2 separate regions of the Homo sapiens genome follow, and region 1 is linked to region 2. A link is an interaction called in ENCODE POLR2A ChIA-PET data of the cell type or tissue named here. Cell type or tissue: OCI-LY7. All regions are shown on one strand. Each heading gives the region's core, and the rest is flanking DNA. Links, peaks and the distances in the headings are about the cores only.

Region 1 (6,104 bases), core at 267-5,266, 99 kb after region 2:
TTAGAGAGAAAGATTCTGTTTCCTGAGGCTTGCTCCTGTGACCTGCTCCTGAGACCTAAAGCACTCCTGTGACCTGCTCCTGAGACCTAAAGCACCCCAACATTATAACAAAAGACTACACCAAGGGCTGTGGTAGTTAATAAGTCAGGAACCATGGACGAAAACCTACACACACACACACACACACACACACACACACACACACGATAAAATCACGTCATAGGCCAAAGGGCTGTGGTAGTTAATAAGTCAGGAACCATGGACGAAAACCTACACACACACACACACACACGATAAAATCATGTCATAGGCCACGCCCTGGCTTTCAAACATGGATCCTTTACATCATCAAAAGAATATACAACTCAAACATACTGCTACATTACTAGAATCCCATTCAGTCATTAGTAATTAGTCCAGTTCATTATCATGTTGTATGAATATGTCTCCCAGGGAGAGACCACTCAAGTTTGCAGGCTTCCTTTCAGTCTTGTCAGATTCCAGAAGCAGGAGCAGTCTCCGCAAACATACAACTTTTACCTTTTGAGCATCTCTTATAACTGAGTTAAAGACAGTGTCATCTCTTGCTCTGAGCTTCTTTAAATGTGTTAATGTAATGTTGGATTTCCCTCAATGAATAACCCATTTATTCCTGTCTTTACCCTCAGCTGCTATTCCTCCTCTCCAGTAGTTCCCAAACTTTTCCTCCTTTGGAAGGCACATTAAGAATTGCCACTGTGCTGGTTTAGATTGCAGACAACAACTCTAGTCTAGCAAGTACCTCCTCCTCAGTCCACTCCCCTTTAGATAGGGTAAATTACATGGGTGCAGAACTAGTGAGCTGTTTTTATGGCCAGGAAAAGTAGTAGTTGCATTCACTCTTAGCCCCAATTTTGCTAGATAGAGTGAAGGTACAACCCACCCCCATTATGCCCTTAGGAATTTTGACTTAAGGTTTAAAAATGTAGTTACAGTTTCTTGCTTAGAAATCATCCCTGCTTCCAGCACTTGCAGTTGCAGCCCTTGTCCTAGGACCACTGCATCTGGTAGCGGAGAGAAAAAAAGTTTTTTCTTTTTGAGGTCATCTGGGGAAGAAAAAAATTATAGTTGTTATACCAGTGTACTCCTCCCTTGGGAAGAATTGGATAGTCATACCAGCACCTTCCCCAACCGCCTCTTTCCCAGATGAACCAGAAAAACAAGAAAAATCTAAGGGGATGCTCCTTTAGTCCCACTCATGTTGAATGTGAGCACACACTCGTGAAAGCATGCAAGCCAGCCCTTCATTCTTTTATCTTCCTGTGTTTTAGACAACCAGTGTTTTAATTGCCCATCCTACTCCTTCATCAAACTGTTACTCTGAGGAGGATTTTTTTTTCCTCTTTGTTGGACATGGTAGGCTGTACAATGTGTTTCTCGTTCTGAAAAGATGATGATTGTCCAAATCCATGCGATATTTTCTGTTTTTTGGTTTTTGTTTGTTTGTTTGTTTTTTAAATGGCACTCTGAGCATTTGCATCTTCCACTGGGTAAGGAAAGCTCACTTCAGAGTCGGTGACTATTCCTGTCAAGACCCATTCATTTGTAGCCCCCCAGGGCTACCAGCATCAGTCTCACTTACCTTCTACATTCAGGGTCTTCCCACTAAGGAAACTGCCACATAGCCATTGGAAGTCTCAGACTCTCTTGCTGACAAAAAGAACAGTTCTTATTGGCATTTTGTGCTTGAGAGAAGGTGTAAGAGGAATGTCTAGATTTAGCGCTTCTCAGCACTGCTGTAGTACCCCCATATCTGCTCATTTCATGGACCTATGTAGAAGGGACCCCCTTAACTACAGCATTTACTGTAACCTCGTAAGTAGATAACAGACACATTCATTGGGCGAATATCCTTATCATCATAAAGCTAGTCTTACGTAGCTTGCATATGAAGCATATCAGCTGCTTCATCTGGGTTGTTCTGCTTGGCATTTCTAGGGAAAGTTGGGCAATCCCCCTTTCCAGAGTAAAAAGATCATACAGTGGCTTTTATCCAGTCCACTATGCTGGCTGTTGCCTTGGGAATAACGTCCTGTGTGTCTCAATCATGTATAGATGTCTGAGATTGCTTAGTAGTGAGCCCTGTGTCCTACATCAACCCAAACATGTTTTCCACGGTAGCATTTAAACCAAAGCTACTGCCCCTAATGTAGTTACTCTCATAATCCATTTTAGTAAAGGTTCTTTAGGAAGCTAATGATACCAATCTACAAAATGGAACTATTCCTTCACACTATGCAAATTAATTGAACTCAAGGAGAAGCTGGTTGGTCAGAAGTTCTGGAGGCATGAATTATTGGCTGGTGTCTGAAGGTGGGGTGGGGTGCAGTTACTTCGTTTTGCCCTTTTTCCACATTGACTACCTTCTTGGTAACCACATGTCTCAGAGGTACTTTGTTGCCCCTGCACAATTCTGTCCTTGGAGGGTGGCTTTGAGGCCAGCAGCCTGAGCTCAAACAGACCAAGATCTGAGGTTTATCCAGCTTCAAGGACCAACACAGTACTCTCTTTAAATTTCATTTTAGCTATTATAAATAACAATAATTAAGGGATTATTTATTTATAATAGCTAGTTTTATGGCTATTTATTTATAACAGCCAGTTCATTTTTTTTCTTATTAGTTTGCATTTCCTTATGCAGCCAGTGAACCAATTCCCCAGGAGTTGGAACCATCTCTAAATTCCACTGATAACTTTTACCTTTAATAACCGAGCATAGCAGCTATGGCTTCATACCTTGGGTGACCATGTGGCCACACCAGAACAAAGGTTTCTCATCTTCTACCCTTTTATCCTTTTTCTTCCCAAACCACATGTTTCAGTGAGCCAGGGCCTTTTTAGCAAATCTCACTTCTCTGACACCAGTTATTTGGGAAAAACATTAAAACCATGTTTTCCTCTGCTCTCACACCATAACAATCAACATGAAGACATCTGTGACCAAACGTTTGTGGGGTTTTCCCCACCAGCAAGCAGTGGACACCAACTGGGTGTCCTCTAATTCAAATTTGATACTATCTACCTGGAAGTAGCATCAGATCCCACAGATCGAGGACTCAGTCCCCAAAACTGCACCCCACCCCACCTTCAAACACCAGTCAATAATCTACTCTTCCAGAACTTCTGACCAACCAGCTTCTCCTTGAGTTCAATTAATTTGCTGGAGTGGCTTGCAGAACTTGGGGAAACACTTACTTACATTTACCCCAGTATATTATAAAGGATATTGCAAAGGATACAATGAAGAGATGTGTAGGGCAAGGTATGGGGGAAGGAGTAGAGAGTCTCCATGTCCTTCCTGGGCACTCTACCTTCCAGGAGCACCCATATGTTCGGCTATCTGGAAGCTCTCTAAGTGCTGTCCTTTTGGGTTTTTATGGAGGCTTCATTACATAGGCACTATTGACCCTGTGTAGAAATGTGATTGGACAAAAGAACATGATCTCATGAGTGGGAAACCCAGCAAGGCCTGTCTGTCCAGATTCTTCCTGGCTTCTTGTGCAGCATTTTTTCTTTCAGAATATGGGGAGGGACCCTTTCTGGAATGAGGGTCTTTTAACCGGCAATCATATTAGAGGCCTCCCTTGGGCAGGTAAAAGGAGGACAGAAGAAGGTTAGAGAGAGAGATTCTGTTTCCTGAGGCCTGCTCCTGAGGCCTAAAGCACCCCAACATTATAACAAAAGACTACACCAAGGGCTGCAGGAGTTATGAGCCAGGAACCGTGGATGAAAACCTATATATATAAAAATAAATATATATATTTATTTATTTATAATATCACAACTGTATATATCAAAACTACCCTTGGCAGATCTCATAATATCCTTAGTCCTCAGTTTTCTTGTATGCAGAAGGCAAATGACAATGGTACATGATGATGTTCCGTCCTATATATCTTAAGGTGTTTGTAAACAGCAACTGAGGTAGTAGAATTACTTTGTTTTTTTTTTTTCTTTTTTTTTCTTTTTTTTTGAGACAGTGTCTAGCTCTGTAGCTCAGGCTGGAATGCCGTGGTGCGGTTATGGCTTACTGAAGCCTTGAATTTATGGGCTCGAGTGATCTCGCCTCAGCCTCCTGAGTAGCTGGGACTACAGGCACATACCACCACGTCTGGCTAATTTTAAAATGTTGTTTTAGAGACAAGGAGTCAACTTTGTTGCCCAGGCTGGTCTCAAACTCCTGGGCTCAAGCTGTCCTCCTACCTTAGCCTCCCAAAGTGCTGGGATTACATATGAGAATCACTGTGCCTGTCCTGTCCTGTCATTCTTTAAACAAAATTTCATTGAATGCACATCTTATTATACAAAGACTATAATTTCCTGACCAGTTGCTACTTCACATAGATTTAACCCAATAATGAGAATGTCACTTCTTTTTTTTTTTTTAATTTTTTCTGATACGGAGTCTCGCTCTGTCGCCCAGGCTGGAGTGCAGCGGCACGATCTCAGCTCACTGCAAGCTCTGCTTCCCGGGTTAATGCCATTCTGCTGCCTCAGCCTCCCGAGCAGCTGGGACTACAGGCGCCCGCCCCCATGCCCGGCTAATTTTTTTGTGTTTTTTCAGTAGAGATGGGGTTTCACTGTGTTAGCCAGGATGGTCTCGACCTCCTGACCTTGTGATCCACCCGCCTCAGCCTCCCAAATTGCTGGGATTACAGGTGTGAGCCACTGCGCCCGGCCGAGAATGTCACTTATTTGCTGTTACCCGAAAGCTACGAGGGTTGAGCCATGTGGCCATAAATATCAGGGAGATAAATTCTGGCTCAATAAAATGAAGAACTTTATAATTATTAGAGCTGATTGGCAGCTGCTTTAACAATTAATGTAATTTCCTATTATTATAATTACTTTGCATCATCTGTCAGCGTATTGTTGTAGGTAGGATACTGGACTGAATAACCTTTTTATGAGTCAGTCCTGTAGTTATTACCTGTCCTTGTAAAGAATTTCTGTGCTTTAACATTCCAGAAGATGCAAAGGCATGAAATATTTTTTTCTCTCCCATTTACCTGTAAAAAAACTAGATTGAAAATAAATTAGTCACATGTAGGAAGAACTATTTTGGGACTTACATTGAGTATTTTTTCTCTAAAAATATTTTTTATAGGGAATATATAATGTCAAATATATCCTTAGTTGTGTTCTTCATGCAGTGTGTTTGTAGTGCTCTAGGTGTATGGGTTTAGAATCAGAGGTCTTGGTTTAGCCTTTCCTACTTAATGGCTGTATGTTATGGGGCAGGTTACTTTAGCTAGATTCTGTAGGATGTAGGGTGGCATTTAGGAAGGAGGAATATTGTATCAGAGTTACATATGAATAGGATGTTAGGAATAGTATCAATCTTCCCATAGTATTCAAAGTGTCATCTTCTATCAGCAGCAGTGGACCACTTTGATTCTTGTTAGAAATGTAGAATCTCAAGCTTTCATTCCAGATCTGTTGAATCAGAATCTACATTTTAACAACCGAAGTTAGGATTAGAGCATTCATTTAAGGCAGCATTTTGTGAATCTTGCCTGCTCATGAGAATTACCTTGGGACTTTGTAAATACCACTGATGCTAGGTCATCTCCCTAATCATTTAAGTCAGAATTGCAATAGTTGGGATCCAGGCATTGGTAGTTTTCAAATCTCTAGAGGTTCTCCTGACGCTACCCTTCCAGATAGTGTTTGAGGAACACTAGATGAAGAGCTTTGATATGAGCAATAATGAATGATTTTCTTGTGTTCCAAATTTTTTTTTTTGCCTGGTAATGTAATAAGTATCCATACATGTCTGTTGAATGCAGGAACTTTCCATCTTTTTTAGTTTCAAGTAATGACTGTTTTCATGTCTATCTTCCTTCCTTTGAAAATTTCTATTATCCATTTAAAAGTAAGAGAAAGTATATCATAAGCTTTTCAATTACTCAGATGATTAGAAGGCAAATAAACCCTGACCTAGAGACGACGAAGTGAGCATCCTGCCTTAAGAGAGGCACACTGCTGTGAAGTAGTGAGATATAAGTTTGCAGAGGTTGAGCTGGCCTATGCTTTGGAGCTTGGAATCAAGTCTTTTTGCCTTG
Region 2 (8,544 bases), core at 1,626-6,625:
CATGCCTTCAGTTCTTTTTATTGCTTTATGGCACTTGCTGTTACCACTGGTACAGTGTTGAACAGAAGTGGTAACAGTAGACATAGCTGTCTTGTTCACAATATTTTCTAGTACTCTTCATTCCTTCTTGCAGATCTAGACTTCTGTCTGAGATTATTTTCCTTCAGTCTGAAGAAATTACTTTAGTATTTCTTACTTTATTATTATTTTTATTATAAATTTTTTTTGTAGAGATGGGGTCTTGCTATGTTGCCCAGGCTGGTCTTGAACTCCTGGACTCAAGCAGTCCTCTTGTCTTGGCCTCCTGAAGTGCTGGAATTACAGGCGTGAATCACTGTGCCTGGCTTTCTTCGTTTTAATTTGGATAGTTTGTGTTGACCTCTCTGAATTCATGGATCTTTTCTGTGTCTCATCTGTTATTAAGTCTATTTAGTGAACTTTTCAAATATTTTTTACTTGAGAATTTCCATTTGGCTCTTTTTCCCCCAAATTTCTTCTTCTGTGACAAAATATATTTAATCAATGTTTTTTCTCTCTATAAGATTATACATAATAATATCATATATTTTTATAAAATTTATTTTAAAGTCTTTGCTCATTCCAATCTGCATCATCCGTGGGTTAGTGTTGACTTTTTTCTCTTGCCTATAAGTCACATTTTCATGACTGACTATCCTGTAATTTTTATTATATGTGAATATTAAATGTAAAAAGAGCAGTGAAGGCTGAGCGTGGTAGCTCATGCCTGTAATCCCAGCACTTTGGGAAGCCGAGGCGGGTGGATCACTTGAGGTCAGGAGTTTGAGACCAACCTGACCAACATGGTGAAACCCTGTCTCTACTAAAAAAATACAAAATTAGCTGGGCGTGGTGGCGCATACCTATAATCCCAGCTGCTTGGTAGGCTGAGGCAGGAGAATTGCTTGAACCTGGGAGGTGGAGGTTACAGTGAGCTGAGATCGTGCCATTGCACTCCAGCCTGGGCAACAAGAGCAAAACTCTGTCTCAAGAAAAAAAAAAAAAAAAAAAAAAAAAAAGGCAGTGAAAATGAAATTTCTAACTGCTTCTTCCTGAGAAAAGACATGCTAATTCCTCAGACAGATCAAAAAAGGGACTAAACTATTAATTCTGACATGGAATTGAGTTATGTCTGGGCTGAGCTGCAACTGTAGTTATTTTTGGTTTCAAGTGTTTTAAGGGAGGATTCAGTCTTCACTCTACAATAGATCTTGAGATTTAAGTTTAGCTAAGTTCCGGGGATCTCTCTGCTTTAGCACTGCACTTGACTTTCTACTCTGCAGATCATCTCACTTTGCCCTCCGAGTCTACCCCTAGATTAGTGCACATTGATGTATACTCTATTAAAGCTCCATGGGGAAGAATTTTTAGGTTGTTTTGATTAACTTTACTTGTGGGACTTCTTTGGAATTTGGTCCATCGTATCAGTCTATAGGATTATTCATTCCTGTGTTCACCATGATCTCAGAGTTGAAAGTAGTCACTTGTCTGTTAGCCTAGAAAGGGCTTTTTCCTTTCTGGAATTGTTTTTTGTTGTTGTTGTTGTTTTTTTCAGACTTCTTTGTATTCTCAGCTCTCCGATGAGTTTTAAAATTTGGATTTTATAGTTTAGCTTTGTCTTTTTAATATAGTGGAGTGATTCTCCCTTGTGACCTTTAAATTCTAACTGGAAGAACTTTCAGTATTTTATTAGTTTCTTGTTTAGTACAGGTTGAAAAGGTGGTATTCTAAGTTTTTAATAGCATGAACAAATTTGATGGATTCTGAGATGACTTGCTTTTCTCATTTCCACTGAGAGCATGGTTAATTTATTATTATTATCACACATTAATACCTAGTCAAATCTAAATTTCCATCAGTTAATTTTTTTCTAGACTTCATTTTTTATGTGTAAAGGCAGGTGATGTGAGGATAAATTTTTGTTTATAGCTTCTTTCATTCTGCAAAGGAAGAGTTGAGTAGTTGGGACAGAGACCATATGACCTGTAAGACCTAAAATACTTACAGTCTGGCCCTTTATAGAGAAAAAGTTTTGTGGACCCCAGAAGTAGACCATGATTAAATCCCAATGAATAATATTTGAAGTTAAATAACTTGTCCCAGGTCACACAGCTACTTCTGTTTTTTCAAAAATTTGTGGAGTCTTTTAATTTTATTAGGCTGTGATACCTGCCATATTTACATAATACTTATCATTGGTGGCCTTTCCTTTTGTTTCCTTTCGGTTAGTAGATACCTCAATTTGGTCTGTAAGAGTTATCCAAATTACTGTATATCAAATTATATCAGAAGATTACTGTATATCAGTGCTAGGTTTCTGTTTTTATAACTCCCCAGGGACTTTTGCTATAAAATCATTGCCATGTTGAACCATTGTTAAACAGCTAATCTCAGCTATAGGTATGTATTTGTTCAATCAAAGTGTGGCTCTTTTTAATCTAAATTTCTTTCAGTTTTTAGGAGGTCATCCATGGAATATATTTTAAGTTAGATTCCTTGAGATGTGAATAAGAGTTATATGTTGACTCTATGGAACAAAGAGCAGGGGTATGCCTAGATACAATGGCTGTTGCAAGATGGTATTATTTTGTTATAATTTTTTGATGTTCCATGGACCCTGACAATTGTGGCGGTAGTTGGTTGAAATAATTACCTCTTCTGATCCATTTTTGTTACAGGAACCAAGTGAATGATTTTTAAGTATTTGGGGCAAATGTTACAAGTTGCTGATCTGAGTCTTAATGATATTTAGAGGTGAATGTATTAATGTAGTAATGGATGGTCACACTTGAAAGGTGGTAAGTAATGGCTTAGTTTCAGCTTGTGGGAACAAATGGTTTGTTAATATCTCCATACTGTCCTAAGTATCCATATTATTAGAGGATGATTCAGTAAGAATTGATTACTAACCATGACTGGTCTTAAAGGGAAATATGTCTACTTATAGGGAGGTCAGAGAATAATAATGTCCATTGATGGACACTTAAGTTGAGACCATGACTTGTGAACAGTGCTATTTGTGACTAGTGCTATAATAAACATATGAGTGAAGGTGTCTTTTTTTTTATTTTAAATTTTAGATTCAGGGTGTATACGTGCGGGTTCCTTATAAGGGTATATTGTGTAGCGCTGGAGTTTGGGTTTCTACTGAACCCATCACCCAAATAGTGAACATAATACCCAATAGGTAGTTTTTCAGACTTTCCCTCCTCCCCTCCTCACACTCCTTGGAGTCCCCAGTGTTTCATCCTTATGTCCATCTATACCCGCTACTTAGCTCCCACTTAAAAGTGAGAATATTTGGTATTTCATTTTGTTTCTGCATTAATTCACTTAGGATAATGGCCTCCAGCTGCATTCATATTGCTGCAAAGGACATGATTTCATTATTTTTTATGGTAGTGTGATATTCTATTTTGTGTATGTATCACATTTTCTTTACTCAATCTGCCATTGATGGGCACTTACATTGATGATTGATTCCATAACTTTGCTATTGTGAATAGTGCTGTGATAAACATAAGAGTGTAGGTATCTTTTGGCTGGACGCTGTGGTTCACGCCTGTAATCCCAGCACTTTGGGAGGCCGAGGCGGGTGGATCACGAGGTCAGGAGATCGAGACCATCCCGGCTAACACGGTGAAACCCCGTCTCTACTAAAAATACAAAAAATTAGCCAGGCGTGGTGGCGGGCGCCTGTAGTCCCAGCTGCTCTGGAGGCTGAGGCAGGAGAATGGCATGAACCTGGGAGGCGGAGCTTGCAGTGAGCTGAGATCACGGCACTGCACCCCAGCCTGGGTGACAGAGCAAGACTCCGTCTCCAAAAAAAAAAGAAAAAGAATGTAGGTATCTTTTTTCTCTTTTATGTATATTATATATACTTTTTTTTTTTTTTTTTGACATGGGCTCTCACTCTGTCACCCCAGGCTGGAGTGCAGTGGTATGATTTTGGCTCACTGCAACCTCTCTGCCTCCTGAGCTCAAGTGATCCTCCCACCCCAGCCTTCCGAATAGCTGGGACTACAGGCATATACCGCCACACCTGGCTAAGCAGGTATCTTTTTGATAGAAAAATTTATTTTCCTTTGGGTAGATACTCAGTAGTGGGATTGCTGGGTCAAATGGTAGTTTAATTTTTAGTTCTTTGAGAAATCTCCATACTGTTTACCATAGGGGTTAAACTAACTGACATTTCTTTTTTATTTTTATTTTTTTTGAGATGGAGTCTCGCTGTGTCGCCCAGGCTGGAGTGCAGTGGTGGGATCATGGCTCACTGCAGCCTCTGTCTCCTCGGCTTAAGCAATTTTCCTGCCTCAGCCTCCTCTGTAACCTGCCTCTGTAACCGGGGATTACAGCCGTGTGCTACCATGCCTGGCTAATTTTTGTATATTTGGTAGAGACGGGGTTTCACCATGTTGGCCAGGCTAGTCTTGAACTCCTGATCTCAAGTGATCCACCTGCCTTGGCCTGCCAAAGTGCTGGGATTACAGGCGTGAGCCACTGCGCCTGACCCTAATTTATATTTCTACCAAATGTGTGAGTGTTCCCTTTTGTTCCACATACTTGCCAACATCTCTTATTTTTTTGACTTTTTAATAATAGCCATTCTGACTGGTGTGAGATGATATCTCTGTGGTTTTAATTTGCATTTCCCTGATGATTAGTGATGCTGAGCATTTTTTTCATATTTGTTGGCTGCTTGTATGTCATCTTTTGAGAAGTGCCGTTCCTGTCCTTTGCCCACCTTTTAATGAGATGGTTTGTTTTTTCTTGTTGATTTAAGTTCCTTATAGATTCCAGGTGCTAGTCTCTTGTCAGATGCATAGTTTGCATATATTTTCTACCATTTTGTAGGTTGTCTGTTTACTCTGTGGATATTTTTATTTTGCTATGCAGAAGTTCTTTAGTTTAAGCCTGATTGTCAGTTTTTGGTTTTATTGCAGTTTCTTTTGAGGTCTTAGTCATAAATTCTTTGCCTAGGCAAATGTTCAGATGAATTTTTTTTCTAGTTTCCTCCTAGGATTTCTATAGTTTGAGGTCTTACATTTAAGTGCTTAATCCATCTTGAGTTAATTTTTGTATATGGTGAGAGGTAGGGGTCCAGTTTTATTCTTCTGCATATGGGTAGCCAGTATTTCCAGCAGCATTTATTGAATAGGGTGTCATCTCCCCATTGTTTATTATTGTCAACTTTATTGAAGATCAGTTGGTTGTAGGTATGTGGCTTTGTTTCTGGGTTCTCTATTCTGTTCCATTGATTACTGTGTCTTTTTTTCTTTTTTGAGATGGAATCTTACTTTGTTGCCCAGCTGGAGTGCAGTGGCGCGGTTTTGGTTCACCGCAGCCTCCACCTCCTGGGTTCAAGCAATTCTCCTGCCTAAGTCTCAGTATTTTATTGTGTCATTGAGTATATCTATATTGTCAACAAGGCCTCCAAAATGTGCAGATATTTGTAGAGCTCATAAGTGGATTAACCCGTAGATTGAGGCCTGCCCCTCATTCTTTTTTTTTTTTTTTTGAGGCAGAGTCTCAATCTGTTGCCCAGGCCAGAGTACAGTGGCACAATCTCTGCTCACTGCAACCTCTGCCTTCCGGTTCAAGTGATTCTCCTGCCTCAGCCTCCCGAGTAGCTGGGACTGCAGGCGTGTGCCACCACATCTGGGTAGTTTTTTGTTTTTTTTTTGTAGTTTTAGTAGGGATGGGGTTTCACCATGTTGGCCAGGCTGGTCTCGAACTCGTGGCCTCAGGTGATCCATCTGCCTCGGCCTCCCAAAGTGCTGGGATTACAGGCATGAGCCACCTCGCTGGGCCTACGTTCATTCTTTTTTTTTTTTTTTTTTTTGAGACATAGTCTCACTGTGTCACCCAGGTTGGAGTGCAGTGGAGATATCTCGGCTCACTGCAACCTCTGCCTCCCGGGTTCAAGTGATTCCCCTGCCTCAGCCTCCTGAGTAGCAGGGACTACAGGTGCATGCCGCCACCATGCCCAGCTAATTTTTTTTTTTTTGTATTTTTAGTGGAGACAGGGTTTCACCGTGTTGCCTAGGCTGGTTGCGAACTCCTGAGTTCAGGCAGTCCACCCACCTCAGCCTCCCAAAGTGCTGGGATTACAGGCGTGAGCCACCACACCAGCCTCCCCCGGCCCTGCGCCCCACCCCCCCATTCTAATTGAAAGTCAGAAGAGGTACTCAACTGAAGGGTATTCTGAAAGAAAATGAAGGAGGGATAAAAATTCATGAGTATGCAAATTAAAGGAGAAAAAAGAGTCACTGTTTACTTTGCTCCTATATTTACTGTTGGGTTTAAGTAATACATGTTTCTACCTTCTATCACTATCTTTTTCTATTCTCCTGTCTGCTTCCATAACCTGATAAGTGGTTTGTCACAAATTATTTAATTGCTGTGAATCTCTTATCTAGAGATCTTGTATTGATTCTGTTGATAGTAGGGATTGTGAAGTATAACCCTCTGTAATAAAGTTTTTCACATATTTATTCAACAAACATTTTGAATTTTTATTATTTTATTATTTATTTTATTTATTTTTGAATGTTGTATAGCAGATGGAAAGACAAAAAAATATTCTACCCTTAACAAGCCTATATACTAGTAGGGGAGACTATCAAATATGCACTAAACAATTACATATACAATTGTAGAGTTCAGTGGCAAGGTTAACCTCAAGAGTCACTACTACAAAGAAGCTTTCCTTAGGACCTCAGTGCACCTTCTAGTTTCTTTTTATTATTTACCAGTCCCTATGCTGGCAAAAGTCTAATGCTGATTAGGTTAGAAGTCTTGGTCTTTGCTACCTAAGAGCTTGTGAGTTCATAAAGGAGATATGATATATACCTTATCAGCTATGAGGCAGTATAAGGCAGTTTGTGAAAGGCAAAGTGGCATAGTGGTTTAGCTCCCAGATTCTAGGGCTGGACTGCTGATGTGCACATCCTAGCTCTGCCATGTACTGGCCTGTAACCTTAGACAAGTGGCAAAGTCTATGTACTTCAGTTTCTTGATCTGTAAAATAAGACATAATAGTGTGCCTTTCCTTAGGGTTGTTATGAGGATGGAATGATTAAAACATACAGTAAATGCTGTATGAGTGTTTGATGCAGTTATTCATTATCATTAATTATTGCCATGGTTCTTATTTGTGCTAAGAGTAGCATATTGGTAAAGAAATTGGGATATGGCTGGGTATGGTGGCTCTTACCTGTAATCCCAGCACTTTGTGGGGCCAAGGTGGGAGGATCACTTGATCCCAGGCTTCAAGACTAGCCTGGGCAACATAGGGAGACCCTGTCTCTGCAAAAATAAAAATAAAAATAAAAAAAATTAACCAGGCATGATGGCTGTCACTTGTAGTCCCAGCTACCTGGGGGGCTGAGGTGGGAGGATGGCTTGAGCCAGGAAGATCAAGGCTGCAGTGAGCCATGGGCAACAGAATGAGACCCTGTCCCAAAAAGGAAAAAAAAAAAAAAGAGAAATTGGGATCTAGTTTGTAATCATCAACATAGTAGTTGTAGTATCTTGGGAACATCACATCTATGGCATTAGTTTTTTAAATCTAGAAATGGGTATAATATCACATATTTCTTATTAAATGAAGTAATACATATAAAGCACACAGCACAGTGTCCAACTATATATTCTCAATAAAGCTTTTTTTAAAAAAATTAGTAAAATAAATATTACAGAATTTCAGAGAAGTACTGCTTAGGTGTAGGACATTCTTTATCTCATAGGACTCACTAGATGCATGTTTACTTAATATCTTTATGTAGAGAATGGAAGCCTAGTGAGAAAGCTGTTGGAAATATTCTTATTTTCTATAAGGACTGTCGAAGGGCGATTTGATAGTCCTATAGGCAAGTATGTTAAACTAGTAAAAGGAAATCTCAGAATAAATGACTTAGAAAAGAAAATCATTTATAATTACTAATAGTTTTTATGTATTTTCACTAAGAATTCTAAGGTTTTTAGTTATTCTGTTAAACTCTGCTTTGTGTTGTTCTTATGAGTAAACTTGAGGGGGTTTCTACAGAGTAGAAGATTTGCAGAGTAAAACAATATGAATTTTTTTTTATAGCCTTAAAAGATTTTTAATAGAATGAGTAAACATTTGAAGCTTCTGGAATTGTATTACTTAAATGGATAAAAGCACAGAAGCTTTCTAAGTACTTTATATTACACTGTTTTATCAAGAAAATAAAATCTCATTTTGCAAACAATAGAAATATGTCTTGTGGAGGGAGAGATTTTAAGTTATTTAAGATTCATGTTTTGGTTATAGTCTAGTCTCCATGTGGCGTCCCAGTAGAAGGGCAAAAGGTTAGTTTATTTTGAAACTGTTTAAATAGTGTAATATTTTAAAAATAAATATTGGAGGCTGGGCATGGTGGCTCACGCCTGTAATCCTAGCGTTTTGGGAGGCTGAGGCGGGTGGATCACGAGGTCAGGAGTTTGAGACCAGCCTGGTCAGCATGGTGAAACCCCGTCTCTACTAAAAATACAGAAAATTAG

What was found. ChIA-PET counts read pairs that join two places held together with the same protein. Peaks named below come from ENCODE experiments on the same cell type or tissue, not always from the same donor. Only the 100,000 strongest peaks of a DNase experiment are listed, where the experiment ranks them.
Region 1: POLR2A ChIA-PET joins it to region 2 with 9 read pairs; 2 of 35 experiments call an interaction of 5 or more read pairs at or near these places.

The regions. Positions count from the first base shown.
Region 1 is chr15:71,969,492-71,975,595 of GRCh38, reverse strand. All of the region lies in intron 12 of MYO9A (myosin IXA), which reads left to right. It also overlaps a transcript of MYO9A-AS1 not described here. Among named protein-coding and RNA genes, the nearest start is that of MYO9A-AS1, 21 kb to the left of the region's middle. In OCI-LY7, for the core only: no CTCF peak of the experiment used is centred there; no DNase peak of the experiment used is centred there.
Region 2 is chr15:72,067,445-72,075,988 of GRCh38, reverse strand. All of the region lies in intron 1 of MYO9A (myosin IXA), which reads left to right. Among named protein-coding and RNA genes, the nearest start is that of MYO9A, 46 kb to the left of the region's middle. In OCI-LY7, for the core only: no CTCF peak of the experiment used is centred there; DNase peaks (open chromatin) are centred at 4,348 and 4,708; H3K4me3 peaks cover 2,911 bases; H3K27ac peaks cover 4,099 bases.